6 separate regions of the Mus musculus genome follow, and regions 2, 3, 4, 5 and 6 are each linked to region 1. A link is a loop called in an ENCODE intact Hi-C map of the cell type or tissue named here. Cell type or tissue: heart. All regions are shown on one strand.

Region 1 (5,000 bases):
TGCAGTAGCATGCTCACACACAAATAAGTGATGAAAGTATTAGAAGAAGAAGAAAAACAAGAATGCTGAAAAGGGTAAAGAAAACATGAGAGGTTTTCATTTAAAACAAACCAAGAAACCCACTGATTTTAGAATAGTATGTATGAGGGACAAGAATTCCCAGGGCAGTGAGGTCCTTTTACCTTATGTAATTGGTGAACAAGGTAATATACTAAGCAAGTCTAGTTATCCCCTTAACTACGTGATTGGGAATAAAACTTAAGTGGGCACCAAGGCACGCTAAAAACTGACGCAGCAGCACCTCTAAGTGTCACTGACTCGGAAGCTAGCCAGAAGCATCAACAAAGAAAGACAGATGTCCAAACTTTGAAGTGTTTTAGCTTATAAAGGGGAGACATTAAACCGCCAAATTGTTTCCTATAGATTTACCTCTCTTTGTTTTTTCCTGAACAAATACATTTAAATGACCAACGGCTTCCTCAAATAATTTAGATCCTTAAGTTTTATTGATGCTAATGACCTCCATGGACTTGAGGTTTTAGGTCCTTCCAAGGATAGCTAAAACCATCTTAGATTTTAAAACACTGTCTTCATTAGAAAATCTAACACTCCTACCCAATACCCTGCTGGTATGTGCAAAATAGATAAAATTTAGCAAGTCAGGTATTGATATTGTAAAACGTGCATTTCAATAACTGCTATAAAATTATATTCAAAGGATCCTCCAATCTTATACCATGTTGACAATGTAGAATTTCCAAGACCTCGCTTTAGAAAAGGGAAAATGACGTTTACAGCCTCACCTGAGCGACACAAACTGACTTTCTAAGATACGCCTGTCTATATTGTTTTCAAAGAGAACTTTTTCAGAATTTGAGTCTTTTTAAGCCACACATAGACTAAAGGTATGCTAGTTTTCGGTTATGATTTTCTGTAATGTTGTGATTTACTAACTGAATTGATTGGAATACTGCATTTTCCTGAAAAAGTGTTGTGGGTAAGCAATGCCTGAAATTATCCATTACTTTATAGTGGCTCACAATCCCCTAAACTGGGGAGAAAAAAAAAATCAGAGTAGTAAAGGATACAACCAATAAAAAGTCTCTTAAGTTGTAAAGGTAATCTAATATCAGGCAAGAGCTTGCTTTCCTCCCGTGCACAGGCCAAATGCAACCTTTCAAGATGCCTGAAAGCCACGTTCCGAATCAGTGCTGAAGTGTTCTATACTTCAGAACTTACAGAATGTTTACATAATACTTTATATTACCAACTTCAACTATTTAAAAACTTCCTAACACATCCAAATGTCACATAAAGAGTAGCTGTGTTTTTGTGTATACAACAGAATTTACATAGCAAGAAAAAAAAAACTTTAAAGACTGAATCCATTGTAGTCTTTGCATCTTTTCAATGCCTTTTCACATACACTCAAATTCTGACCTACCACATTCCGCACTTGTTTTAAAAATATCCTATCTTAACGTGTCTGTTTAAAAATAGCTTTCCTTTCATCCTTTCCCAATTATTTTTAAGTAGAAGTGTGCTTTTCATTTTCAAGTCACAGATTTCTTAGCCCCAACCACCCAAAAACTCACTTCATTCTTTCAAACTCCAAGGAAACAAACTCTGGAGTTCAATTTGAATCTCCAGACTTCCAGTACACACTCAGTTGCTGGCTCGATACAATCTTTCCTTGGGCCATTTCACAACCAAATGTGAGAAGCAATATAACAAACCAAGAGCATCTTGGGAGGGGACATCCACACACCTTCAAGAAAGTTTCCGGCTGCCTGCCCAGTTCCTGGCACTTTCTTAGACCAGGCAGGGCATGCCACCTGCATGGGTACACGGTCTCAGGAAGACACCAAAGGCTTAGGGAATGGAGGGCTGGAGAGAGGAGGCACAGGACAAACCAAAACACAACCCTGAGAGGCAGCTGACATTTCAGGATGAAGCTCCGAAATTCCACGGCCAGGGAGGCACCAGCCAAGCTCGGCCCTAACTACCTGGCACGATCCGCTCGTGTCCTGTCTTGGGGACACTCGGAAGGTGGAAAGTTTCCCCTTTCGGCCGTGCCAGGAGCGGGGCAGAGTGTGGGGAGGCGACAGGGGTCTGAGAAGTAGGTCTTCCCAGGCGGCCCCACCCGCTTACCTTGTGCGATGGCAATGGACTCGAAGCGGTGCAGCTCTTTGAGCAAGCAGCTCCTCTCCGTGGAGTGCAGGCTGTAGATGAAGTCGCGCGCGCCCTGCGCCGTGTTCAGCGCCTCCATGGGCTCCTTCTTGGGGTGTGTGCCCAGAAGCCGGGGACCGCCGGGAACCCCGAGCGCCAGCAGTCCCCGGCCGCAGCAGCACCAGGACGGCAGGCGGGGCGCGGCGGCAGGGCCGGGCCTCAGGCTGCGCGCCGTCCGGCTCCCCAGCAGCGGCAGCAGCCGGGACATGGCGCTGGAGCGCGACCCCCGCAGCGGTCCCAAGGGAAGACGGCTTCGGGGCGCAGCTGGACAGAGGCTCAGGAGCTGGGCTCAGCCCGGCCCCGCCCCGGGTCCTCCTGACGCGCGGCCCGGGCGCCCGACACCATGCACTCGGCGGGCCCGCGCGGCGACCGCCTCCCAGCCGTGCCCGCTCCGCTTCCCGCAGGCCGTGAGCCCGGGAAAACTTTCTGCGCCGCGGCCGGGCCGGGAGCTCGGAGCGGGCGGGCGGTGCGGGCGGGCGGGCGCCTCCCGGATGAGGAGCGGCGGCGCGGGCGAGCTCGGCGAGCGTGTCTGATCTTCCAGAGGGATGAGTCACCGCGCGCCGCCCTCCTCCGGCGCCGCCCTCCGCCGCCGACCGCTTTCCCACCCTCTGGCCTCACGCCGGCCTCACTCGGTAGGGCTGCTGCGCCCTCAAAGCAACCGCGCCGTGACAATCAGGCCCGAGCCGCAGCCGCCACCCCTAGCGGCGGAGCCCGGGATAGGAGGGCGGGGCGGCAGGGACTGGGCGGGGACTGGGCGGGGCCACGCAGGCGCATAGCCGCTTGGGAGGGAGCTCATCCTGGAGTCTCCACCCACTCCTTTGCGTGGCAAGGAAAGGAAGGGGTGCTTACCCCGTCAGACGGCATCCGCCTGTGTTAAATGCACGGCAGAGAGCAGCAAAATAGAGTTCAGGGCTGGATGCCCGGCGGGGTGGTGCAGCTCCCGCACTGCTCTCCGAAGCACCGTCCTAAATCTGGAGTTCGGACGGCCCTGGAGGAGCAGCCGGATGGATAAGAGCCTCGTGGGGTCACCGCACCCAGCCCAGGCCTGCGGGACATGAAGCACAAAGAGCCGCACCCTTCGCCAAGCCAGAGAGTGCCCACCGAGGCCAGACAGTGCGGCGCTGAAACGCCCTCTCTGGCAGCACCCTGGGGAAGGCGGCAGGGCCGGCTCAACCCGTCCCAAAAAGAGGAGGGTGTGAGGCTGAGACTTAAGATTTGGGGAGGAGAATACTCTTCCCTGACCCGACAGCTGTTTACTTGGAGATTGTCAACTCTGGAGCCAGGGCGAGAATGTCATAAACCTTTATCGAATGGTCTCTGGGGATTTATGTCCCTCTTTTGGTGCCACGCGGAGGAGAGACTCATCCCTCTTGCCCAGATCCTAGATATTTGCAAGGCCAGGGTCAAATGTCACCTCCTTCATGAAACGTTCCCTTCTTTGTAAGGAAGATCACTGCTTTATCTGAACCTATCTGAGGACACTTAGGCACCCTATCTTAGAAAAATAAATCTGCTTAGACGATAAATCTACTCAAGTGTAATCAAGATCCAAATCCCCTCCTTATCGTAACCACTGCTGCAGCTCAGAACCTTGCATGAAGTGAATGTGCTATAAGCACGTAAGACAGCACAGCCAGTCCCACAGCTGTGGTTTTGAACTTGCAAATGCAATGAACCTCAGACCAAAAGTACTTGGAAAAAAAAGATGTATCTGCAGACTTTCTCATTATTCCGTTAATGGAACAGTGTAACAACTATTTCCGTGCACCTACACTGTATTGGTTATTATAAGTAATCCAGAGATGATTTAAAGTATGTCGGAGAGTCCAATCAGCTGTACTTTTATAAACCCTTCAGTTAAAATTAATGTCCTCAAGAGTGAACGGGAGGGGGGACGGGGGGGGGGAGGCTAACTGGGGGGGGGGGGGAGACCCTCCCCTAGAGTGGGTGGCACCTTCTGCCGGGTGGCCTAGAGAAGAAGAGGACTCCTCGAAACTCTGAAATTCCCATATTGCTTCTTTACACTGCCTTCAATTCTTACCAGAGAACGTGTCCACCTTTGTTCCTACTGCTGCCCTCCACTGACACCACTGTTCCCTTCTACAGCCTTCTGAGCTGGAATGACAACCAGAAACCCTTCAGGACTCTTCCAAGTCCCAAGCACCAGATTTGGACTGTGGCCAAATCCAGCTTCATGTACAGTGTGTGTGTGTGTGTTGTGGGAGCGGGGGGGGGGGGGGGGGGGAGGGTCCTGCAAGCTCTACAGCAGCAGGGAAATGAACTACCAGAGCCTCAGCTCAGCCAGCAGTCAGCTGGTGCTGATTCAGACTTCTGGAGTCTGACACCAGACCAGTTTATTTTAGACTTATTTAAATAAAGTACAATTTTGGAAAAGTTTCTTGGTAACAATTATCCCAATCCCACCTGCACAATAAAGCTTAAAGCTACACTGAAACTAATGTGTAAAGTTCATGTGACCTCGACCATGAAGATGGGCTGTTTAGCTTAAGGGCCTAGGATCTGGTGTGCTTTTGGTCATACAGATAGAACAAAGGTTACCAGGTTATGAAGTGCACATGACACCTCCTCTAAGGATGGGTTCTATTGACTGAGAAACAAAGAGAGGTCTAGGGAGAAAGAATCTAGGATAGCCCTATAGATAGCAAAGATCTCCAGGCTATTAACAACATACATTCTCAGCCTTCTTGGTGGAAAACATATACATTTTCTCCACTGAGGAGACAACGCTGTGTGATTAACATTCCTACTTT
Region 2 (5,000 bases), 51 kb before region 1:
CACGTGCACCCACACATACGTGTGCACACACATGCTCTTGTACACATACACACACACTCACACACATACACAAAGGAGGACTCGGTGGTGGGAAGAACAGTTTCTTCAGAAGGAGTGGGGATGAGAGAAAATGATGAGGGATTTTCACATGGCTGAAATTCATTCCATGGATATGAAACTGGAAAAGAAACACTTTTTTAAGCAGTTCAAGAGCTTGGCTGATCTGAGGAGCTGTGATGGTTCTCTGAGTGACTGGGAGGTGAGGAACAGGGGCTGGGGAGTCTGGGGGGGACAGCAAGGACCTGTCTCACAGTGCAAACTCACTTTTCTTCCTTAAGGAAGGAGGAAACATCAAGTTTCTATCATTAAGATGCATGAACAAATTTCTCAACTCTACTACGTCTTGATTCATTTTTTTTTTTTCTCTTCCTGATCCCATTTCCAAGTCCCAAGCAGATACTAAAAATAGCTGACTTGATGAGCCTGCTCCATTTCTGCTGCCGAGTCTGCCTCTTCAACTGTGATTCGAGTACGGGTTGTGATTGAGTTTAGTCAGTTAATTTCAATCAAACCAGAGAGGCACACGCGCGCACACACACACACACACACACACACACACACACACTCCATTCTTAGTCTTCAGAAGTGTTATCATAACTGATTTTTTTAAATCTACTGTCAAGTCAATGTGTTTAGTTATCTGCCACTAGATAATGAAACATCCCAGACTTGATGACCTAAGAGAGCCATTTGCATTTCCTCCGTGACAGTCTCACTTATCTGGACAAGGCTTCTGCCAGGCTTGGTGGCTGCTGGGCTGGACTGTTTTCCTTCAACTAACCACTAGCTGATGCCCTGTGGGGGCTTGGGACAGGGCTCAGGTTCAGAATCTGGGAGGGAAGGGCCTTTTACAGACCTCTTCATAAGAGTCCTCCAGCCACATAGTTACCTTTATAGCTTATTACTGACATAGTCATTCCTGACCTGAGGAGGGGCGGAGGGAGACTTACCTGGGCCTCACACATGCTTGATGGACAACTACCAATAAACTACACCCCCAACCTTTCTTTTCATTTTTTGTTTCCAGACAGGGTATCACTAAGTTCCTAGGTAGGCACTACCTTCCTGCCTCTGCCTGTGAGAAACTGGCCTGGCAGTAGTTGTCTTTTTGAGTAGCAGCTAAGGGTTCTCAAAGGAATAGCACAGAAACTCCCAGTGTTTCCTAAGGCCCTGAGCTGGCATGCGGCTCCTTCTGCTGCACTCCCCCAGGGAAGCGGATCATCTGGGAACCCAGCTTTCTGACTCTCCAGGAGAAGAACACACAGAGGCAGGCATGCTTGTGGGGTCATCAATAAACCAAGCTGTAGTGGTAGCTGGCTCTCGGGCCTCTAATGGCTCCCGGCTCTCCACATATAAAATGTCCTTAGCCTCTAGAGACCTGGAAGAGTGGGGTCCTTTTCTGCAAAGGTCTCTGGTTCAAGGTTTAGACCTTGGCATCTAATCAGGTCCTGATGTAGACGGGATATCTAGGGATTTGTAGCAAGAAACTGTTTCTCCCTGTGCAGCAGCAGCAGGGCAGCAGAAGATGAGCCTAGACACTCCCGCCCAGAAGGAGCGCTGGGGCTGAGGCACTAGTTTAGTATGGAAAGTCCTTGCCTCATAGCAAGCAGAAGAACCCTGAGTTCAATTCTGGAAATCCACATAAAACTGACAGGTGTGATGGCACATGCTTAAATTCCCAGAGCTGGGAAGATGGAGAAGGTTTACTGGTCGTCTGTCATAACACCTACTTGGCAGGTTCCAGGCCAATGAGAGATCCTGTCTCAAAAAGAATGGGAAGAGATTGTGAAGAATTACATCCTAGATTGCCCTTGTGTGTGTGTGTGTGTGTGTGCATGCGCGTGCGTGGAAGACACACACACACACACACACCATGCAGTGGATGCTGGTAGACAGCCATTTTGAAATCCAGCCTGGTACATGTCACCCTTTCCGTCTGCCTTAGGGACAGCTGTGGTCTCTGAGGGAGGTTCTCTACCATTCCTGGCACTGGCTTCCAAGTATCCCTTCTTTAGGAAGACAAATAGCCTATTTCTATAACCAAATACCCTGGTCCCTGCCTTTTGAGCCTACAGACTTCTTTACATTTTTAATTGTTTCCCCTTTTAGTCCAAGTCTGGTTCCTTGTCGTTTCTGTTGTCTGTAGTGCCAGTGGGTGTTCAAGGGTCTTACGTGTGCCAGGCACGGGCTCTGCCACAGAGCTACGTCCTTAACACGCTTCACATTTTCGTTTTCAGACAGGGTCTCGCTAAGTTGACCCTGCTGGTTCCATCTCTCTCTGTAGCCCAGACCTTGAACCTGTGATCTTTCTTCAGCCTCCCAAGAAGCTAAATATTACAGGCTTGTGCCACCAGGCAGTTTTGCTGATACAGTTTTTGCTCCTGTGGGACTCGTTACACACTCGTGAGGCTCCATTCCACTAAAAAAGAACAGACGGGCTTCATTTGCAGTGAGCCTCTCCATACGCAGGATGTTAGCTCTGTGGGAGGACGTCCTTATATTCTTGGATGCAAGTTTGTCTAGAGGCTCTGCCGAGATCCACTGGGATCTTAACAAAGTGTCTCACAACCCTGACTTGATGTTAACTCAGAAGCAATCCCACTGTCCTTAACACACACACACACACACACACACACACACACACACACACACACACACACACAGGCCCCTGAGCATATTTGGGAACTCTACTCTGCAGACTGGAATGACAGGCAGTTTTGTCCACTAAAACAGTAAGCTCTGAGTTGGACAGTTTTTCTGCTCTGCTGCGTTCATTCTCCATCCTCTCCTCTGCGTCTTATTTTATGTAGCTAAAAGCAGCCTGTTAGCACTTGACATATTCTGATTCTGCCTGGGAACAGCTTCTTAGGTCCCCAAGTTCGTTGGACATCTTTTCTGTCTTCCACTCTAAACACAGTGCCAAACATCCAACAACTACATGCCATAGATTGTGTCTCTTCATTCCAAAGCCAAGAGTATGTGTTTTATGTTTTTATTATAGCACTAGCTTATATCCAACGCCTGACTTCTGTTTCACTTAACTATTTCTTTTTAACAAATTCAATGATATAAAATGATATGTGTGTGCATATGTGTGTATGTGCATGTGGGTGTGCGTGCACGCGCTCGCACACTTGTGTGTCCTCCATAATTTTGAAATCTGGGGTAGGACTCAGTTGAGTCCTGCTGGTCTTGCCCTGGTTGACAAAGGAGCAGAATCGGGCTCATACTTAGAGAATCAACAATTGTTTCATCAATGACCCACAAAAACATAAGCTCCAAGATATTCTTTCCTCTCAACCATTCTGAGCAATCTAGTTTCACAAAGGAAAGATGTTTCTGAAAGATTTATTTCATAACTGAAGACCTCTGTTCTCTCCTATGGGTATATTAAGTCCTATTGTGAATTTAATATGGTTGCCTCTATGAAAAGACCATTGTTCTGCAATGTCTCGCTGAGAAATAAATCTGAGACAAGTTATTTGCAGCCGGGTGAAATGGTTCAGCTGGGACCGAACAGCCAGGCCACAGAAGACCTGCAATGTTGTTCTCAACATTACTCCAAAGACACCACAGTAGTTCCTAGGACTTTATCAGCTTTTTGGGAGATGTCAGGAAATACTGGGGGCACCCAAATCATCACACTTCAAGTGCAGCTGTGCAAGGGTCACAAGTGCAGCTGTGCAAGGGACACAAGTGCAGCTGTGCAAGGGTCACAAGTGCAGCTGTGCATGGGTCACAAGTGCAGCTGTGTGCAAGGGTCACAAGTGCAGCTGTGTAAGGGTCACAAGTGCAGCTGTGTGCAAGGGTCACAAGTGCAGCTGTGCAAGGGTCACAAGCCAGCTGTGCAAGGGTCACAAGTCAGCTGTGCAAGGGTCACAAGTGCAGCTGTGCAAGGGTCACAAGTGCAGCTGTGCAAGGGTCACAAGTGTAGCTGTGCAAGGGACACAAGTGCAGCTGTGCAAGGGACACAAGTGCAGCTGTGTGCAAGGGTCACAAGTGCAGCTGTGTGCAAGGGTCACAAGTGCAGCTGTGTGCAAGGGTCACAATGACACCAATAACTTTAAAAGTGTGTTTGATCTGGCTCCTTTGGATGACACTTGACTTTCAGCAAAGATTTCACCAAATCTCAGTTGGATGGACTGAGATTTCAGTACAATGGAATCATACGACAAGTCCCTAAAGAGGTAGGACATGGAATGGTTTTACTCCTTGTTCTTCTCCTTAAAACTATCAGCCATATTTTTTTCCAAACATTTACTATCAAATTGAAAGGAAAAGAAGGTGTCTAAGAGTTACTACTCCCATGGACCAGGTACCTAGTGCCTGTTCTATACCATATACCAAATGTGGCCACTCTCCATGGGCCACACACTTAACCAGGCTCACAGCCCTGTGAGAGGTATGCAGTTTTACAAGAGAGGCTTCCCTAGAACTTGGAAAGCTTGGTCTCGCATACAAGTTTTACACCTACAGACCAGCCTAGAACCATATGACAAAAGACAAGTACTATTAGCATGTTTTCAGAAAGCCTCCTATGGAACAGAATGGTGCCAGGTCTCCTAGCAACAATGACTCCCATCCTAGACTGAGAGGAAGACTCTGAAGACCACTGAAGACTGATCAATGGTATACAATCTGACTATGACTAATGGGTCTGTAATTCTCTATAGACAGGTGTGGTGGTTTGAATGAGAACAGCTCGCACAGGCTCACACAGTGCATGCTTTTCCCCCAGTTGAAGACCTGGTTAGGAAATCTGGGAGTCACAGCCTTGTTAGGGGAGGTGTGTTGCTGGGAGTGGGTTCTCAGGTTTCAACTCCTCCTCTTTCTCTTTCTGCCTGCTACCCTCAGATCAAGATCTAAAGCTCTAAGCTACTGCCCCAGTGCCATGCCAGACTGCCTGCCTGTCACCATGTTCCTTGTCGTACTATCCATAG
Region 3 (5,000 bases), 66 kb after region 1:
AGCCAGGGTACACTAGTAAATTTCCTTCTGACAGCCTAGTCTATTTTTTTCCTTTGCCTGACAAGGCTTGACTGATGGATATCCAGAGAGAAGCTAACATAAGTTTTATACACCCTACTTTTAAAGTACCAGAACTTGGGAGGCAAACACAGGTGGGTGTATAGAAAGCATTTGAGGCCAGCCTGATCTATGTAGCTAGTTCCAAGCTGACTTGAGACCCAGATTTTAAGAAAAAAAAAAAAAAAAAAGCTACTAAGAAGCATTTGAATAATTAATGACAGACAAAAGGCTTTTGACTCATTAATGAGTGTTATCTTTGAACACAGGTATTCTGTGTATATTGCTTGTGTGTCAGTGTGAATATTGTCATAACAGACAAGATAGATGCGTATTAGTTTGTACTTTCAGATCATATTTTATTCTCTATTTTTGAATGGTAATAATACAATTCTCCCCCTCTCTCCTATCACATTTTTACTTTAGTGTTTCTGGACCCTCTTCTCTGTAAGAGCTTCACTCTTTTGACTTTAATTACACTGGGGGCATAATAAGAGAGGGATGAGTAGCTAATTTAATCCCTGAGGTTCCCTATGTAAGATTGTGTCATTCTTTCACTAAGGTTGCCTTCCTCTGGGGACGTTGTCATAGCCACAAGGTTAGTCTCTAGCCATGCAGTTTAGGAAAGTTACCCAGAGTTTCTAGAGTAGATCTGAAAAGGTAACCATCTGGTGGTCTTTTAAAAAATAAAATAAACCAGAGAAAGGTCTTGAGTTAGGATGGTGACAGCGGCTATAGGAAGGATAGGACTCAGTTACAGAATTTGGCTGTGGGTGAAAGAAGCAAAACAAACCGAAGTTTTAAGCTTTAAGATACCATTAGGTTCAAACTCTGGTTTTGATTCTTGTTGGTCTGGGGCATACACAGTCCCACCTGTTAGCACCTTTGTGATCTTGCAATTCGTTTTATCTAAACCAGTCTCAACCTTGATAAAACAGGTAGAGCAAATGCCTATCGTAATAGCTGATATAGAGGCTTTGGTAAAAGAAAACCGGGGCCTACAGTGCCTCGTATACAGATGGAAGAGGGGAAAGTGAGCAAACAAAGCCCAAACCACAAAACTGGGTGGAGGTGCCATCTTCCTGCTCCAAACACCTTCCCCCAAAAGGGTTCTGTTAAAGTCTGATAATTTTATTTACAGACCTCCTCCCTGTGCGGGTGTGGGGTGGAGTGGGAAGGGAGGTCCAACTTCTAGAGTCCTGCTGTAAACTGGCTTGTGCGCTTTGAGCTAGGAGCCCAAGTCAACCAGGCTTCCTGGTTTGCGATTTTGTGTTCCTTAAACCAAAACAGCTAAGTCTACAGTTCAGCCTCTGACCTTACTCTCTTCCTTTGCTGGAGAAGGAACAGAGAAACAACAGCCAGGTCATACCAATTCCACTGATAGGCAAGAAAGAGCGGCGAAAGAATGCGCTCAACTCTGATTAAGGATTTATCCAGGACAAGGATAAATCAAAGACCTCAGAGAGTTCTGGGTTCTTGCTCGTAAGTCAGGCTCCGAAGCCATTAATAAAATGTGCATGACCGTCCACGGGGACAGGGAGGGAGATGTGTAAACAGATGCGAGTGTGTTTTTCTTGGCAACACCTAACAACTCAAGGCCAGTGCCAAGTCTGGCTGGGATCGCCCTGTGCAGCCTCGCAGGTTATTTCCCCTGCCATTCCTCAGGCCTGGCCTCTGGGTGGGGAGAGGCAGGTAGGCAGGGCGGCGTCCTCCAGCTTTTCATCTCCCAAGCAGGACGAGGCGAGTTCAAGGGACACTCACTGGGCTCTACTAGACATTTAACACTGTCGGTGCGCAGTAGCCCAGCATCCCACGCTCGGGGCACGCCAACACCGAGGGGCAGCCACTCACAGGCGCTCGGGCGCTGGGACGCGGCGGGCCGGCGACGCGAGCGCCACCCCGCGGCGAGGCGAGGCGAGGCTAGGCGAGCCGAAGCGGGCGGGGACCATGGCAACGCTCGAGGCTCGCCGGGCCCCGCGTGCTGACGCTGCGCGGCGCGCCGGATTGTGACGCAGGGCCGCGGCGCCGGCTCCGCGTTCTCGAGTGACCGCGGGCGCCGCCTCGGGGGCCTCGCAACGGCAGCAACGGCCGAGGCAGGCGGGGTCAAGATGGTGGCTCCGCTGGCGGGGGAGGCGCTGGAGGGAGGAGGAGCCAGACCCTAGCCGGCCGGAAACACCGACGCCCCGAGGCCTCCCGGCAGCCGCTGCCGCCGCCCCCTGCTCCACCGAGGGACGCGAGCGGGCGGCGGGGCGGGCCGGGCCGGGACACAGGACAGGAGGCGGCCGGGGGCGGAGCCACTTTCGTCGGCGCCCGCCCCGGCCGCGGCCCCGGGCCTCCCCCGCGCCGCCCTGCCTGGCCCGGCCCGCCCAGCCCCGGTGTGGCAGCGGCTCATGGCGGCGGTGGGGCCCCCGCAGCAGCAGGTGCGGATGGCCCAGCAGCAGGTCTGGGCGGCGCTCGAAGTGGCGCTCCGGGTGCCCTGCCTCTACATCATCGACGCCATCTTCAACTCCTACTACGATTCCAGCCAAAGCCGGTTCTGCATCGGGCTTCAGATCTTTCTCCGGCTCCTTGGTAAGGACGGCGTAGGGCTAGCCCGCTGGCCGAGGCGTGCCCTCTCCCAGGCCGACGGGAACGGCAGGGCACTGGTGGCACGCGGCTTGGGGAACCACGGTCTGGTTCCCCAGAGGGCCTTTTGGCGGGGGTGCGGGGACCCGTGGTACTCGTGCCAGCGTTGACAGCTGAGTGGTGCTGGCGGGTCTGTGCCCTGCTCGGTTGGCACCTGGATGGGCGAGGAGAAAGCACGGCTGTGTGAGCATGCGGCTGTCTGTCTGCTGTTTCTCTTGGGGAATGACTGCTGGCTTCCAGCGTCCTATGCGACAGCCCTGGAAAAACAGCTCTCCGGGTCTCGCCGTGTGTGACCTTGGACTTGAGCCAGAGCTTGAGCCCCCTGTCTACCCATTTCACAGTGCAGAATACGTTGTCACTTCTGTGTCTTGGAGTCCACCGGATCGTGAAGTACTTGAGGTAAATGGCCACTCAAGCCATGAATGTCAGTCCTTGAAACCATTTCCAAAAGTCACCGCGAGGAAGGTTATACTTACAACGAACCCCTAAACTCTTTCTATGAGTAAATAATAAGGTGTTGGATGTGACTATGAAAGCTTACCATCCCAGGGTGATGAGACATCTGTGGGAGACTAGAAAGATCAGTCTTCATTTCATATGGATTGAGTGCTAAAAGTATTTTATATTTCACTTTCTATTTCTCTCTGTGCTACATACCAGAAGTGAGAAACACATAAAGAGATCTTTTCCAGATAATTACAGCTTGGCAGGTTTTGTTGATGAGATCATTACGATGAGTTTTTAGGTGGGTTCTTGCTATTGAAAGGTTGGGGGTGCGGGTACCTGGTAGTGAGGTCCTGACCAAGACCTTGAGAAGTGCGAGCGCCTCTGCTGCCTTATTCTCCCAGAAAAGGAGCGTCAATAAAGAAGCAGTTTTGTTCTTGGCAGTAACTCTTCTACATTTGTCTGCTAGAAAGCATTCTCACAGGTTTTACCTAATCCGTCGGTCACTCCTCAAAGGTGGATCGTGTTATTTAGACTTTACAGGTGAGGAAATGAGGTTGGAGAAGTTAGGTGTTTGGTTTCTGGTGCACAGCTGGTGTTTGCCAGAGCGTTAGAAAGGCTTCTGGTGTTCAGGGATGGTTCCCTTTTGTTCTTCCTCAGTGTGCGGAGATGCAGTACCCAGCGCTGTGACCCCGCAGTGCTCACCTTAAAGTTAACAAGAAAGAAAAAGTGGTGGTGATACTCTTCAAGCACAGGGCTTAGTGTCATCTACTGGGGATACAAGTTAGTCGTTCTGCTCTTCTTTATTAAAGCCACTTCCACCATTCTCTGTGTTCGAGAGGAGTCTGCATAGTCATCTCAGAGATAGTACATACAGCCACTGCCTTGAATGTCTTCATGGCATAATAACCGCAGATTCTGGCAACTTTGGGGGGACCTGAGGATTTAATGCATTTCCTGTTGGAGTACTCGACACTAGGTAGATTTATAGAAAGGAGTTTTCTTAAGTCACTTACGGTAAAAACATTTAAGAAAGTCAGTGTTCCCCCGCCCACTCCTTATACTTTATTTCTTCACAGAAGTTTTGTATTTGAGAATTTCAGGAAGAGCTCCATTTCACGAGTCTGTAGTTTTGTTTTCTCTACCTTTATAAAAACAATGATGGTATTGTCAACATAAAAACACAACTCATCTCAAATGGGATAAGAGATAGCTTATTCTGAAACCAAATCTGATTGACTGTGGCCCATGAACACTGATTGACGTTACCCCAAATTCCATGTTCAACATGGTAACAGTTTGATAAAAGTTTTATAACACAACACTTTAAAAACCATTAGTGGAATGTTAAGTAGGTAGGTGAAAGCAAAGCTGAAAGGTTCTTGTTATAGACCCAGGATGCTGTCTGTAGAAGAAGGTACTCTAGAGCTCTGGCTGTTGGGAACTAAGGCTTTAAGTTAGTATATTCCAAAAGGTTTGTATGTTAGTCACTGGATGTTAGATCTCTCTGACTTGGGCTAAAGATGGTCCAAGGTAGATTGTAATTAGGCTCTGCACCTGCAGCCTTCCACCTCCAGAGTCAGTGAGCTTCCACGCACTCAGCCTGCGGAGGTTACATTTTGAAGGTGCAGCTTCTCTAAGGAAGTTCACAGCATCTTTTTCATGGAGGTTATAGGGCAATAAATGAGTTAGGATAAAAACCCTTTAAAGCATTTGTTCATGTGTTAGCTGTTCCTATGATCACTTTTCAGAAAATATTTTAATGCTCAGTTAAGACTATACGTTGTTATACATATTTCATCCTTTTGAAATCACCAAATATTTATTTGAAAAAAATTATCTCAGAATATTGAGTCAGGTTTTATAAGAAAAAA
Region 4 (5,000 bases), 49 kb after region 1:
GGTAGAAGGGGGTGGGGAGAGGCAGAGAAAAGTGACTGGGAAACATAGGGGCTATTCCTTAGGTAAGTTCAAAGATGAGGGGAGGTTCCGTGCAAGTAAGAGATGGGTGTGCCTTCTCTTCAGCCTTCTCCGAGGATATGATAGGTCATCGTCTTCAGTGATTCCCGAAAGTTGTCATATGAGGATTGGCCAGGTGTGTAAAAAGCATCTAGTGAGCCAAAGGAAGGTGGAGAGAACGCCCACACAGCTCTGAGCCAGAGGTGAAGATTTTTTTTTTTTTTTTTTTTTTTTTTTTTTGCATTTCTTTTTGGGAATGTCACCAGCTAAGTGGCCCATGCATGCCCCCAGTGGAATCATGCGGTACTACAACTATATATGGGTTCGGTGCACCACTCTAAAAACCAATGTTTATCACACAGTGAAACCTATGTACTATTAATGCGTTCCTGGAAAGAGCTACGTTTGCTTACCTGGGTAGTCCGTGACAGTAAAGGGCATCTAAGGGTGTCGAGTAAGGCCTGTGGAAAAGGTGCGATCCTTGAAGAGCTTTAGACTTGCAAACCCTCCAGGACTTTTGTCAGTTTTGACTGCTCTGTGCTGGCTATTGCTGCCCTCTAGCGACAATATTTTGAAACAAAAACACTCAAACTACGAAGTAATTTTCCTTCAGGTATTTCTTCAGCCTTTCATTTAACAGTTCACTTACACGTTCTTTATGTAAATACATTATGTCCAACTCTGTGTGGCAGTACTCATGAAAATAATAATGAAATACAGTAAGGGAGAAAGTCCAGCTCCATCCCCTAGCTCTTGGAAACAAACCAACTCCCTCTGGGGAAAGATAGCCAGCATGAGATGAAAAGATTTCGACTGTAAAATTCTGCATGGTGATATGGAATCAGGCTTGTCTTACTGAAGAAGGACAGGATGGGACAAAGAAGTCCTGTGAAGGCACTTGTTGTCTCAGGTCTGACAAGTATGGTGGAATAACAGGGCAGAAGTACAGTTTTCTGGGCACAGAAGAGGGGTAGAAGTGTGTGTGTGTGTGTGTGTGTGTGTGAGAGAGAGAGAGAGAGAGAGAGAGAGAGAGAGAGAGAGAGAGAGAGAGAGAGAAGATCTTATCTAATGCTTAGATCTGTATGAGGTACCTAAGCAGCTCTGGAGAGAGACTGTGTGGTCTCAGTAAGAAAGACTATAGACAATTGTGTTTGGAGGTTTATAGGAATATGTATGACCAGGGATTGACCCCAGACTCTGGAGCATACTAGACAAGCACTCTACCACCCCAGAATTGTTTTACTTGCATGAGCTGAAAAGATGCCTGCTACCAGACAGAACATTCCACACGTCAAGAGCAGAGTGGACACTCCTGTCAAATGCACATAGAACGTTCCCCAGAACAGACCATATTCTAAACTATGAGAAAGGCTCCAGTAAGTCTACAGGAGCCCAAGTCATACAAAATATGTTCTCTGACAATGGTAGAGTACATTTTTTAAATAAACTGAAATAAATAAAAACAATAATTTGGAAAACTTTTTTGAGTATATGGAAATAAAGCAATGCAGCCTTAAATAACCAGTGAGCCACGGAAGAAAAAGGTATAGATAACCCGAGTCCTCAAGCCTGGTGGGAAAAGGATGCTCTCAATGGGAAAGTGCTAGAAATAAGTCCCAGGTTGAAAAGGAAGAGACTACTATTCCAACCTAATTGTCTGGGCAAGGCAAACTTCACCTCTTGATCAAGAGGGTGTGCTTAGAAGAGAGAACACACAAACACAGGAAGTGCATTTGGCTTGTATTCTAACTCAGGTGGTAACTGGGTCTGTTCCCCAGTCTGGAGTCCAGCCTCACAGCCTTAATTAAGGGAACTGGCACACAGGAAATATTGAAAGCTGAAAGGGGTCAGGGTTAGAAGAAGAAAGAAGTCACTGCTACAGGATATCAAATTCCTGGAATACAGCAATGGACCTTTGTGTAAACAAAGGGATTACTGGGTAGGTGGAAAATTAAAACATTTGCATAAAAGTCTGACAATTGGGGAGAGATAAAAAAGATTTCAACTTCTGTCCTAAACAGAAGTTTTCCAGCATTTGATAGAAAAGTCTCACATTTGATTTTTCTTATAGGGCCCACGTAAATGTACTACGGCTATAGCTCATGAATATTCATTTCACTGTTTACATTTACAGACCTATAAGTCAATACGCTAAAGGATGAGAATGGCCTGGCAAGACGGCTGCACAAGTAAAGGAGCTTGCAACCAAGTCAGACAACCTGAGTTTCGTTTCTTCCTCAGAGCTCACATGGTGGAAAAAGAGGAGAGACACTGCAAGTTGTCTTCTGACCTTGACACCTGCACTATGGCGTGAGTACGCTGCCCCCTAAAAGATAAATGTGTTTTACAAAAGACAAGAGATTCAGCAATTATGAGATTTTGATGATTTTGCAAAAGACCTGGGTTTCGTTCTCTCTTTCTACCATGTGGGGTCTGGGAATCCTGGTTGTCAGGCTTGGTGGCAAATAACTCCCTTACCCTCTGGGCCATCTCTCATTAGAATAGCAATTCTCTCAAGGTGGTTCGGGTAATCAACATTTTCTAGACAAAGATTCCCATTTTTGAGAGTTGACATGTTTCCCTCCTTGGATAACAAGGCAGCCGTGATGAAAATCTTTGCAAGAAAAGGGAATAAGGAAGCTTTATAACATTTCATTTCCAACAATAAGGTGGCTGGTGCTAATTTATAAGCAACACTAGAGTTTTGGAATCCTTTCTGTAAATTCAATCCACTGCAAATTCACTTTTTAAAAAAATTACGAGCATCGCTAAAGAGAGTGTATAACGTTTCCGGAGGATATCGACTCATTTCATGAGTTTTAGTTCATAGAATTACTAAGTTTCCTAAGTACAGACTAACCATAACAAAAATGGCTGCCGCGGTTCCAGAAAGCAACCCACTGCACCCGAAATTCCATTCCCTGATCGCAGTAATACTTCGAGATCTGGCTTTGTTTATTGACGTCACTTCCGATGCGCCGTAGCGGAGCGAGTTTAGCTCTTCCGGTTGTAGTGGAAGATTTGCAGGGAGAGAGCAGCCGGAGAATCTCGCTGATGGACGGCGACGGGGTACAAACACTAGCGACATGGAGAGAGAGTGTGAGGAGTCTGTAGTTGTCGCAGTTGTGACTGAGCCCCGGTTCACGCAGAGATACCGAGACTACCTGGAGGAGCAGAAACTCTTGGACAGGCTGCACCGGGTGGCGAAGCTGCGGGATGGCGCGGTGGCTCTGCCGGTGCTGGCGGAAAGCCTTTCTGAGCAGCATCTGCAGGAGCTGAGGGATCGCGTGGCCCCAGGCAGCACTTGTGTGCTGACGCGGCTCCCGGATCCTCTTCCTTCCAAAAAGGCCCGGGTTCGTTCACCTGCTCAGATACTGTGTCTGGAGGTGAGGCGTTGGGTGGAGGACCGCGGAGTGACGTGGTCCGCTGAGTTGGAGGCAGATTTGCCCCGGTCTTGGCAACGGCATGGTGACCTAATGCTGCTTAGTGAAGACTGCTTCCAAGCCACGCTGTGGAAAGGTCTGGAGCCAGAACTCTGGGAGACTGTTGCCTCGGCCCTGGGAGTTCAACGTTTGGCAAAACGAGGGCGGGTGCTACCTGATGGGACTCGAACTCCGTCAGTGACTCTGCTGCTGGGTGACCATGGCTGGGTAGAGCATATGGATAATGGCATCCGGTATAAGTTTGATGTGACACAGTGCATGTTCTCCTTTGGAAACATCACCGAGAAACTTCGAGTGGCGTCTCTGTCCTGTGCTGGAGAGGTGCTGGTGGATCTCTACGCAGGGATTGGTTATTTTACATTGCCCTTCCTAGTTCATGCTGGCGCTGCCTTCGTACATGCCTGTGAATGGAATCCTCATGCTGTAGTTGCTTTAAGAAACAACTTGGAGATCAATGGAGTGGCAGACCGGTGCCAAATACATTTTGGGGACAACAGGAAACTGAAGCTCTCAGACATTGCAGATAGGGTGAACCTCGGGCTCATTCCCAGTTCTAAAGAAGGCTGGCCCGTTGCCTGCCAAGTGCTTCGGAAGGACGTTGGGGGTATTCTGCATATCCACCAAAATGTGGAGTCTTTCTCAGGAAAGACTCCACAGCCACCTGGAAGCAATAACGTGGAAAAAGAGCACTGGCCTCGTCCCCAGAAAATCACCACTGATACACAGGGAAATGGAACTACTGAGAATTTCAGGGGGGAAATATCATCGGCCAACAAACCAGAGTGGTGGAGATGGGCAGAATCTGCAGAAACTCAGATCGCCTCTCTTCTTCATCAAGTGCATGGGAAACCATGGAGGACACGAATCTTGCATGTCCACCCAGTGAAATCTTACGCCCCTCACGTGGATCACATAGTCCTAGATCTAGAATGCCGGCCCCTGACCTCTAGTTGGCCAGAAGGAGTAGATTTACTGACACAGTAATTGCCAGATGAGTGCCTCATCGAGGGCTGTGTTCTCACCCTTCTGTTTTCTGGTGACCTTTTAAAGTGATCTGTGGTCTGAAAATGAACTCTAGATCGATCCAAAGTTGTCTTCTGTTGATCACATTGAGAATGTATTAAAGTATCAGAGGAAACCAATGTGACTCATTAAAATAGGTTTCACCTGTGCAGACATGAATTCTGCATTTTTTACCTTAGCTTTCAGTGATATGGCCTTAATATTCATTTGGTCTTGGATTTATTTGCATATAGAGCCTCCTTGAATTGGATCGTGTGGCTTTTTTTTCTAGTAAGTCATACAGACATTATTACATGAAATACAGTATTGGTCCCACAGAGTACTAGCTACATTATGTGAAATCAACTGGTAAGCCAAGATCAAAATAGGGAAACCAGTGTCCATTTCTACAGATGTTTTGTAGTTTGCAGGTACAAAGTGACAGTGGTTTGCACTAAAGTGGTAGCCATGGGGTCTTGGAAAATAATAGGTTGGAGA
Region 5 (5,000 bases), 230 kb before region 1:
GACATATATCTGTGGCTGGGCTCCACTAGATACTCCAATACTATTTTGGATAACTTGCCAGTGGGCTATGAAGCAGAAATGCCTCCCAAGTCATCGGGCACCCACCACCCCCCATCGGCCCTGCTATACCAAGGTATGGTGTGCCCACAGAGCAAAGACAGGCGGGAGGCAGCTCTGATGGGCTTTCGGGTAAACAGCGGTGGGGACAGCATCCGTGAATTTGTGTTTTAGTTGGGACCAGTTCCCTTGCCTTTTTTCAGGACAATTGCCAAGTGTCCTCTCTTCCAAACAGAAAGCAAGGTTTCATTTAGAAATATTACATCTAAACTTTTTTATGCATTTCTGTGAGGAGAGAGAGAGAGGTGAATTTCTTCAAACATGCTGGGCAGCCATAAAAATGAGTTTGCGTTTTAAGCAGAAAGTTTTTTGTGGTGGTATGACTCATGAAATTAAGGTGATTATTTTTTTCCTTTTTATACAGCATTGAGGTTTGAACAGCGTACATACCCCTTTGGTGACCCAGTGCCACTGGTATTGGTGAAGTCGCTTATGTTTTTCTAGCCCAGTTCCTGGCATGGCTGCTTCTTTATAGGAAGACAGCTTATTTTATGGAATTATTTAAATTCATACGGTGACTTTCATCAGTATCGTGTTTACATTTCAGTAACATTTTAATTGCGTCATGAATATTAATACATCACATTTGCATTCTGCTCTGTTTTCAAAACACTTTAACTTTTGTGCTTTTCTTAGCTGCTCAGCTTCACCTTCATGTCTACAGAAGCTGAGTTTTGAGTTGAGCCAAAACTGGGGACAATGCAGAACAACACACACTCAACACCTCCTCTGTTGCACAACAGCCTTTTGGTATCAGCTGATCTTGACTGCCACAGTATCCTAAGCAGGGCCATAGTGAGAGAAGATGGGGTTCTGGAGATGTGTGTACAGTGGCTCAGCTCACAGAGTCTGCAGTCGGTGTGCAATGTTGGGAGAAAATACATAGCCCTCAGTGCCAAGCATTGTGTCGCATATGCGACACATAAGATCTCGTTCTGGGAATTCTTTAGTTCACAGAGGGGGAGAGTACATTTCTGAGACACCCAGAAATTGCACGAGATCACTCATCGGCTGAAGGGTTGAGAAAACCATTTCCAAACACAACTTTCTTATCTGCTTTCCATTAAACCACTGAGAGCTTTTTTATCTTTGGGCAAATAACACCCACATCAAGTTAGCTCCTGTTTCTGTAGATACAAATATCTACGCAGATGCAAAGCTCCAGACATGTTCACCGTTGCAGCCACTCACAACCCAAAGGAGAGGCCTTTCCGGAGCTTTGAGATGCTGTGTAGCTTGTCCTTTTCATGGTTACCTAATGACCTTCTGCTGAGCACTGACATTGGTGGCGTTGGCTGCCTTCCACACCGACTGGTGAATTTTATGCTCCAGAGGAGAGCCATTCAGCAAATAATTACCTTGCGTCTATATATGGAAGGCATGGTGGAAAACCTGGCAGGGGATGTAGAGAGGAGCAAGAGGGGATCCTAGCTTCAAGTGGGACGTGCAGGTGTGGCTTTAATAACCACAGGGGGCAGGAGATGGGGCCCCATGGTGTGAGGAATTAGGCTAGACTACTCTGAGGAACAGTACTTAGTAAGATTCAAGGTTTCTAAAGAAACCCGGAAATGTAGGCTAAGAAAATGGCACCCCCTGGAGTTGTGTAATGCGCTGCTTAGCTGCTTACGTAGCCTCAGTTGGAAGGACTGCTAAAATCTCCGGGTTAGACATCTCAAGGGCAGTTGGTGTGCATTCTCTCAAGGAACGAGACCATCCCAAGTTGGACTGAGAAATCTGCTGAACTCCGTAGTAACACATGGCTGTCTCCCAGCTGACTCCTGTTGGCGGCGTGTACCTGTAGCATCTGCTGAGCACTGCTTTGTTTACAGCTGTCATCTTAAGGGACGTTCCTGTCAGCAGAGCCCAGCCTGTCAACATCAGAGTTAATTGGTGTCTATGGAGACACGGAGGGCTGTAGAACTGCGCCTCCAAGAATTACTTCTCTCGTTCCACTGGCTTGCCTGGAGTTTGCAGAGCCTTGCCCTGGAAGAACTGGTGTGGACTTAATTGGGCAATGTGGGCAGCTTGGGCTTCCTAATTGGCTGCAGGATTAGCTTGGGGATTGAAAAGGTTGCTACATTCTTAGGCTCCACGCTGGTTCTCATGTAAGCCAGACAGCGGCATGGGGTAGGGAGAGAGAGAAATGTTCAGGTCTCATAACAGTCAATTAAGGAATTACCTTTGACATCCTGCCTTCCCTGTCCCTCCACACCTTCTCTGTCAGAGTTGTTTGCCACCATCTACCTAGGGCAGCAGTCTTTCCCATACCTCATTTGAATCCCTCTCCAGTGTGTGCTGATCTGGCCCTTCAAACTTTCACCTACAGGGGGCACTGTTGTCTGCTTGCATCCAGCCCTTACATCTCTTCTGTCCATTGAGAACTTGACCCACAATTTTATCCTCTGATTGTCTGTTCCTACACACACACACACACACACACACACACACACACACACACGGCCTGTTGTACTTTCTAATGCTCCATGTGCATCTCCAAGGTTCTGAGGTCATGTGCCTTCTACTGTTTCTGACCATTACTCCCACACAAAGTAGTCAACAGTTCTTCTTCCAAATGACCTGACATGACTGATTTTTAAACATTGACTAATCTTATATACTTGCTACAGCCACTTAAGGCTTGCATCCCTGCCCATCCTGTGCTGCCACCTTGAAAGTCTCTGCTCAAAGGACAGGGCCACTGCCCTAGAATTAGCTCCCTTGTACTCGAATGCGCTTTGGTGACTCTGAACTGTTCTCTTGAGAGGGTCTAATCTTACTTCACAGGAACAACTTGTTATGATTTCATGTTATTCTGCTTTTCTCTTCCCCACCATATATTAGACCCTTGAGATCCTGCTGTTTTGCTATGTACACTTCTAACACGCTACTTCTAATTGCTTATGCGAGCTGCCTGACATTTCTCCTATCCCACTGTGATGAGTCCCAGGTTGCTTCCAGCTGCTCCATGGGCAACACTATAACACTCAACAGGAACAGCATGCCAGCATCTTCATGCAACTTCCCAGTAGCAGGCACTGCCCTCAGCCCGTAGCCTCCTAGAACAGCCTCATGGAGAGTTATTAGCCTTTATTTTACAGATGGCTGTGTTCAAGTTCGTGTGTGAGCATGTGTGGCATATGCCTAGAAGTTGCTGGAGGAGGGGGTTTGATGAAGCTTGGGTGAGGGAACACACATAGGGTGTTTGTGTTCTTCATTTAAGTAAGCAGAGCTATTTCAATAGGTCCACAGGGGTTCCTTCATAGAAGTCCCCACGCCAACACAAAGACATGGGCTGTACTAACATCATCCTTTTCAGAGATGTAGAAATGGGTGGGTCAACAGGCAAAGGGGATAGGGGAATGTGAAAACAAGAGGTGAGCTTGAAGAGCCAGGGGTGGTGAGGTCCATGACCAGCTGAACTGCCGTTCTCTACTGAATGCTGACCTCACCAAACCTCTCTCTTTGTCTTCCGTCTATACAACCTGGGCTCACTCCTGCTCTTTGTCTCCCAGGCCCTTTGGTCAGATCCCTCACAGGCCTTCAGCCACACACCCCACCCATGAGATCTGGCTTCTCTTCCCATCTCTGGTCTTTTCTCAGGGAGCTCCCAAGGACAGGGACTGCCTTAGTTCCATACTATCTACAGTGCCTTAGAGATCAAGACCGAAACTCTACAAAGTAAGCACACAAAATGTCATTGGCTAGCAAAGTAGAAGACAGGGTGAATGGACAGTTCCCTATGTCTATTGAGTTTATTGAAGTAAAAGCTATTTGTGAAGCAGCCTTATACACCGGTGTTTGAGCCTGCATATGCATGTGTGCTCATACACATGAGCCCCTGTACACACACACACACACACACACACTGCTAAACAAGACATTCCTAATGAATCATACTGCTTGTTTAAACTTGCGAAAATATGACATTTTAGTGGGGGAAAGGTGGATTTTAGAATTAGGCAGAAGAAAAATCTGGGATTTGCACATTTGGAAAGTTGTTCCATCCATTTTGGGGTCATTTTCTTCATCTATTTGTGGGGAGATAGTTACATATTTCACATGGTTGTTGTGATGATGATTAAGAAACACAACATGGCAATGTGCGGGGTGTTTCTAAAGTACTTGGCACTAGCGCCTCTCCCCTGTCTCCGCACTTTCACCTGGCCTCGGAGGAGGACAGGGCTGGTCTCACTGTTGTCTGTCTGGGGTACACAGCCACCTGTCACTGGCAGACACACATAAACACATACCAATCCTAAAAGCCTATTAACATTTGCACTTTCTACAATTTCCCCACAGCCCAGCATGTCTTTCAGCTGAGAGCACACATGTACCAAGCCCGGGGCCTCATCGCAGCTGACAGCAATGGACTTTCAGATCCCTTTGCTAAAGTCACATTCCTGTCCCAGTGCCAGACCACAAAGGTAACCAGAGAGCCGCTGCTGCTGCTGCTGCTGCTGCTGCAGCTGCTGCTTGGCAGAGCCTGGGAAAGAAAGATAAGGCTCACCCCACATGCCCCGCCCCGCCCCGCCCCTTCCCTCTGCCACTCCCAATGCACAGTCTTGCAGACTCAGAAGCCAATCTGGGTCAAGAAGGACAGGCAGGAGAGGTCTATTGGTTTCCTCGAGCCACTGTGCTAAAGCAGATGGACAAGACTTAACGCTAAGACAAGGGCCGAAAAGACTGAGGAGCCTGGAGCACCCCAAGCGCCTGCAGGGGTGCCAACACCGAGAGTACAGAGGGAATGAGAAATGAGAAGCCAGCATAGACAATGTTCCTGAGACTGGAGTCTGTCATCACCTCAGGGGGACCTACTGGGGAGGAAGGGTCTAGCTTTCCAATCAGGGAGTTATACCTCACCGCACAGCAGCGAGGCTGCTTTG
Region 6 (5,000 bases), 140 kb before region 1:
ATGGGGTAGGTGCCCTTGGGGGAGTGAAATTACACTAATTTTAGCTCCATTTGCATTTTTAGTACAATAACATTTTCAGCTTGGAGTGTGGAGGAAAGGGAAGCTGTCTGGATTCCATGTCTTAAAAGGGGGCACAGTAGAGCCGAGTCTCCTGCTGTTCATGTCTGAGGCATTCCTGGGAGCTCAGAGAAACCTGTCATGCCCATCTTTCCATTTCTTCCTCATCTGTGGATAAGCCCTACAACCCAAAAGTTTGACTGCCTCTCAAATTTGCTCCACCGTCTGAAGAGCAAATGTTCAAACACATTAGCCCCTGGGAGAGTTTTACATCTAATTCATAACACTTCAAAGGTGATCAATGTGCTAATTGCCTTGCTTTGAGCATCACAGTGCATATGTATATTCAAAAATCATGCCGCATCCCATAAATATATATGCCTATTATTTGTCAATCTAACGTACAATGAAGTCTAAACCAAGGCAAAACTGAGACCCAGAACTTGACTTAGCTCCAGGTCGTCTCCCTCTGAGTTCAGGTGTGTTCGGTGAAGGGACTCTGGATGCTGGGCTTCCTGCCTTCGTGTCTTCACTGTGCACTTTCTTCTGCTCTGAAGCTTCTGCGATAGGTCAGCTGGACCCGAGTCACAGCAGAAGAGTTGGGTGGAGGTAAAGGAAGATCAGGGCTTGCTTAGCCATTGCCTGCATTCCCTGGACCTGGTCTGTGAGTGGGGCTGCACCCAGACACTATTGCCTACGCCAGCAAGATTTTGCTGAAAGGACACTGATATAGCTGTCTCGTGTGAGGCTATGCCAGTGCCTGGCAAATACAGAAGTGGATGCTCACAGTCAGCTATCAGATGGAACACAGGGCCCCCAATGGAGGAGCTAAAGAAAGTACCCCAAGGAGATGAAGGAGTCTGAAACCCTATAGGTGGAACAACAATATGAACTAACCAGTAACCCCCAGAGCTTGTGTCTCTAGCTGCATATGTAAGCAGAAGATGGCCTAGATGGTCATCATTGGGAAGAGAGGCCCCTTGGTCTTGCAAACTTTATATGCCCCAGTACAGGGGAATGCCAGGGTCAAGAAGTGGGAGTGGGTGGGTAGGGGAGCAGGGCGGTGAGAGGGTATAGGGAACTTTCGGGATAGCATTTGAAATGTAAACAAAGAAAATATCTAATAAAAAAAAAAAAACAAAGAAGACATTCTAAGCATGGTGGGACTCCCTCACCACCCTCCTTACTGGGAAAGAGGCCAGAAGGGACCGTACCCATTCTCTGTAATTAGTTTTGCCTCGACCATCCGAATTTGAAACCAGGTAAGGAAATCAATACACAGGGAAAGCTCTTCTTCATTATGGTCATGATCTATACCTGTGCAGGTCCCTTCTAATAGTCTTATAGTCCACCCAGCTGTGCCTTAGAAACACCTGGTCACAAAAGAACCTCCCCCTGAAACCAGCCACAGAAGACAGAAAAGATCTATTTCAAGTGTGTGGCATCCAGCAGGTGCTCAACAAATTACTGCCATAGAACACTATCACACACACACCCCTTCTTCCACCTGGCAGGGGAAGTCCCAGCACACCCTGTTCAAAAAGACATCAGAATCCTTTCCTACAGCGGCTCTGAGGTCAACCCATCTACATTTTCCTAAACCAAATACTAGTCAATTATTCAACATTTTTTAGCGATGCCCACAAGTAAAACCACATGTTCTAGGACTACATACTTTTCAAAAATATCCCAGGGTTGGTACATCCAACGGCTTTGGTGATGTTCCAATGTTAAAATTAAAACAAGAGATTCCATTGCGGGCTTGTAAGCTTCCTTTACTTTCCCCAAAGTGAACACAGTTGTTCTGCAGATCTGTGTGAAAAGTCTAAAAACACAAATCGAAAGTTAGATTGGAAAATCCCCACTGAAAATCAGTTCATACTAGTTCTTTGGTAAAAATACAGAGTTAGCTGGCTAATTCTGCTCTGCCACCCCTTGACTTGGCAAAGAGTGATTTAGACTATTTCCTGTCAACCCACCAAATCGAAAAGCATGTGTCTTCCAGGAAAGCCGAGACAACTAATTACCCAGACTGTGTCTGCATCTATGCCTGTTCGTGTGGTGCGCGTGTGTCCTACCCCTCTGTGACGTTGTGGGCGGTGAGGTTTCCCTGCACAAAGAGCTGAATGTTTTGTTTTGTTCCTGGAACAAAACAAGTCATGGAACCATGACTGCTGTCAATCCCATTGTAATTTGGCTGACTCCCATGGAAAACAACACCTCTCTACACGGGAGGTAGCTTTGGGACTTCAGGGAGCCCTGCAGAGCTGATGACTTCTGCATACCCACCCTTAAGAGCTCCTTTGTGTTATTTGTCTAAAATGCCCACAATATTGTTAGTTCTAGCCTTCCATCCCCTCGTTGAACTCCAGGAGCCCCTCCTGCATCTCCTTTTGACACCCAGAGACTCTCTACCCTCTGTTGATCTCGTGTCCTGCCCAAGGGTTCAGATTGCCAGCATTACATGAGTTCACCCAGGGGACTCCTGTGGAGGAGTTCTGTCTTGACTCTAACTGTAAGTCCAGGAGAAGAAAGGAGACTGCTAAGGGATTGCCACACACAGAGGACTTCACTAAAGCACCACAGAGCCTTTGTGCTCTGAGAGATGAGTGCCAACTCAATGAGATCCGAGCTCCATCATTACATGCCTCCAGGGCCACCCAGGAAAATGTGATCACATGACCACAACCTCCTTCCTGCTGCTGTCACTGAACTGTCACAATGGACAGTGAGGGTTCCCACACACCATTTGCTGGCCACATCAGGTGTCCAGGTGTGGTGAGACAAGGAGAGGCACTTCTCAGCTTCTCCACCTGTGGCCAGTACACCCTGAAGCTTCACAGCCCTGGAACTTGGCATTGTTTTTTCTGGAGGAGAGGTGATCAACTCCACCTCACTCTCCAAACCAGAAGTTCCCAGGGAGAGCTTTCAACTTTGGGGTCTAGATCAGTGGCCGGCTGATATTGCTGGACCCTCGTCTGGTTCTCAGACAGCACTTTCATGGCTAGAACCCAGCTGTAAGAGGAAAATGTGATACAGAGATGGAAAGAAAGTAGAGGCAGGTACCCAGACGGGAAGCTGGAGGAGTTGAAAGGGGACCACCCCGGGATGAGAGGGACTTTCGGAAGGGAGGTATATTTTAGAGGATTTAAAGACTTCTGCCCACTGCCTGGTTCAATCCTATCACTCCTCTGGCCTCCTCTTCAAGGGGCTTCAGAAAGTCTAACAGATTCCACCAAGAGTTCTGATATGGTGTCCTACTGTGTTTGCCACTACTATAATCAAGTAGCACACTTATCAGTTTATAAAGGATAGGTGTTTATTTGGCTCATGGTTCTGAAGAATGGGGAATTCAAGATCAGATACTAGGAAGGACTCTTTGTGGGATGCAAGGTGGCAGAGGGCATCACATGCCAAGACAGAATGGCCTGGTTTAAGTCTCTTCTTCTTCTTCTTCTTCTTTTTTTTTTTTTTTTTTTTTTTTTTGGTTTTTCGAGACAGGGTTTCTCTGTATAGCCCTGGCTGTCCTGAAACTCACTTTGTAGACCAGGCTGGCCTCAAACTCAGAAATCCACCTGCCTCTGCCTCCCGAGTGCTGCGATTAAAGGTGTGTGCCACCACGCCTGGCCAAGTCTCTTCTCTTCTTAACCTTAGGTCCCTCCCCAGAGGTCCTACATCCAAATGCTGTGGTTAAATTGAGCCTTTGAACTCTTGGCATCCACAGTGAGGATTATAGTTTTTAATGTGAGTCTTATTTTCTTATTACATTTTATTTATGTGTCAGAGAGAGAGAGGGGGAGAGAGGGATGGAGAGGGGGAGGGGAGGGGGAGGGGAGGGGGAGGGGAGAGGGAGGGGAGGGTATGAACCTGTCACATCACATGGGTGGAAACTAAAGTACAGCTTGTGTGAGTCTTTCCACCATGTGGATCCCAGGGATTGAATGCAGATTGTCAGGCTCAGCAGCAAGCACCTTTACCCATTAAGACATCTCACCAGCCTCAGTTTTTGGTGGGGACCTTCAGACCGTGGTTGGTTGGTTGGTTGGTTGGTTGTTGTTGTTGTTGTAAATATTGCCCGGCTGAAGCCAGCCTTAAACCCAGAGCACACGCTTGATGGAACTGGAGATTTTTCCTCTCTGAATGATATACCGTTACAATCACCATTTTTCAGCTTAAGAGGCTGAGGCTCTAGGAAGGATTTACTCAGGTCACACAGCAGGTGGTAAGGCCAGGATCTGAGCCCAGCCAGACAAAATACCAAGACACATGATAACCCCAACACACAATCCACTCTGCCTTCACCCTGGGTCATCACCAGGACTACCGAATCCCTGGGCCTCTCTACAGCTCTGAAAACAGTCAGACTTTTTCAATGGCTTTAAGGGACAGAGGGGACTTGGTAGCTTTCAAGTACCATATAATGATGGTGGAAACAAAAGCGAGGATAAAATGTCTGAAACCGGAATCAAGAGCTAACCTGAATATCTTCAGCTGTGCCCGGCCGCCTTGATCTGCCCTCTAACATGAGGTAAATGAATATGGACTTGTAAAAGATAAACTAGCATGTGACTGTTTCTGTCCACACAGCCCAGAGCATAACAACACGGAGGGAAAATCACCACACGGAACAGTCCTGGCCTAGTGTGCTGGTGCTGGAAGAATGCACTGCTTCTCAGAGTCCCAGCCAAACCAAGTTCTTGTTGGCTAAAGAGAGCAGAAAACCCCACACTTGTGTGTCTCAGAACCCCAAAGACTTCCCTCCCTCATTGACTAAACAAGAAGCCAACAGGAGGACCACTGTGAAACCAGGAAGTTGCCTGGGACTTGCGCTCTTTTGAAATAACTGGTCTCCAGAGGCAATTTCGATCCTGGCTCATAGTCAAAAATGCTGGGCTTTAACTTTTTTAATATCCGATTTAAATTGTACTTTCTTCAATGCCTGA

Evidence for each region. Peaks named below come from ENCODE experiments on the same cell type or tissue, not always from the same donor. Only the 100,000 strongest peaks of a DNase experiment are listed, where the experiment ranks them.
Region 2: it touches region 1 in a loop (2.1-fold over the local background); 6 of 42 quality-filtered maps call a loop at or near these places.
Region 3: it touches region 1 in a loop (2.8-fold over the local background); 9 of 42 quality-filtered maps call a loop at or near these places.
Region 4: it touches region 1 in a loop (4-fold over the local background); 16 of 42 quality-filtered maps call a loop at or near these places.
Region 5: a loop joins it to region 1, with 4 times the contacts of the local background. A loop is called at or near these places in 10 of 42 quality-filtered maps.
Region 6: a loop joins it to region 1, with 2.1 times the contacts of the local background. A loop is called at or near these places in 4 of 42 quality-filtered maps.

The regions. Positions count from the first base shown.
Region 1 is chr15:58,820,692-58,825,691 of GRCm38, forward strand. Tmem65 (transmembrane protein 65) reads right to left here and starts at 2,736. Exons shown (of 7, transcript NM_175212.4): 1 at 2,152-2,736. The coding sequence starts at 2,437. In heart, a CTCF peak has its summit at 2,928; a DNase peak (open chromatin) is centred at 2,940; H3K4me3 peaks cover 3,132 bases; H3K27ac peaks cover 2,962 bases.
Region 2 is chr15:58,769,751-58,774,750 of GRCm38, forward strand. No RefSeq gene overlaps it. Among named protein-coding and RNA genes, the nearest start is that of Gm41329, 12 kb to the left of the region's middle. In heart, no CTCF peak of the experiment used is centred here; no DNase peak of the experiment used is centred here; H3K4me3 peaks cover 287 bases; H3K27ac peaks cover 705 bases; H3K27me3 peaks cover 40 bases.
Region 3 is chr15:58,886,867-58,891,866 of GRCm38, forward strand. Rnf139 (ring finger protein 139) reads left to right here and starts at 2,363. Exons shown (of 2, transcript NM_175226.4): 1 at 2,363-2,628. The coding sequence starts at 2,448. It also overlaps a transcript of Tatdn1 not described here. In heart, a CTCF peak has its summit at 1,966; DNase peaks (open chromatin) are centred at 1,275 and 2,185; H3K4me3 peaks cover 3,115 bases; H3K27ac peaks cover 2,689 bases.
Region 4 is chr15:58,869,612-58,874,611 of GRCm38, forward strand. Trmt12 (tRNA methyltranferase 12) reads left to right here and starts at 3,038. Exons shown (of 1, transcript NM_026642.2): 1 at 3,038-5,000. The coding sequence starts at 3,144. The coding sequence ends at 4,484. In heart, a CTCF peak has its summit at 558; DNase peaks (open chromatin) are centred at 340 and 3,030; H3K4me3 peaks cover 2,277 bases; H3K27ac peaks cover 1,553 bases.
Region 5 is chr15:58,590,435-58,595,434 of GRCm38, forward strand. It overlaps Fer1l6 (fer-1-like 6 (C. elegans)), which reads left to right. Exons shown (of 41, transcript NM_001370912.1): 19 at 1-133; 20 at 4,417-4,541. The region is part of intron 2 of Gm36451 (a long non-coding RNA gene); the gene reads right to left. Among named protein-coding and RNA genes, the nearest start is that of Gm36451, 4.1 kb to the right of the region's middle. In heart, a CTCF peak has its summit at 2,423 (motif pointing right); DNase peaks (open chromatin) are centred at 2,427 and 4,527; H3K4me3 peaks cover 614 bases; H3K27ac peaks cover 1,554 bases.
Region 6 is chr15:58,683,109-58,688,108 of GRCm38, forward strand. No RefSeq gene overlaps it. Among named protein-coding and RNA genes, the nearest start is that of Gm41329, 74 kb to the right of the region's middle. In heart, no CTCF peak of the experiment used is centred here; DNase peaks (open chromatin) are centred at 2,173 and 4,753.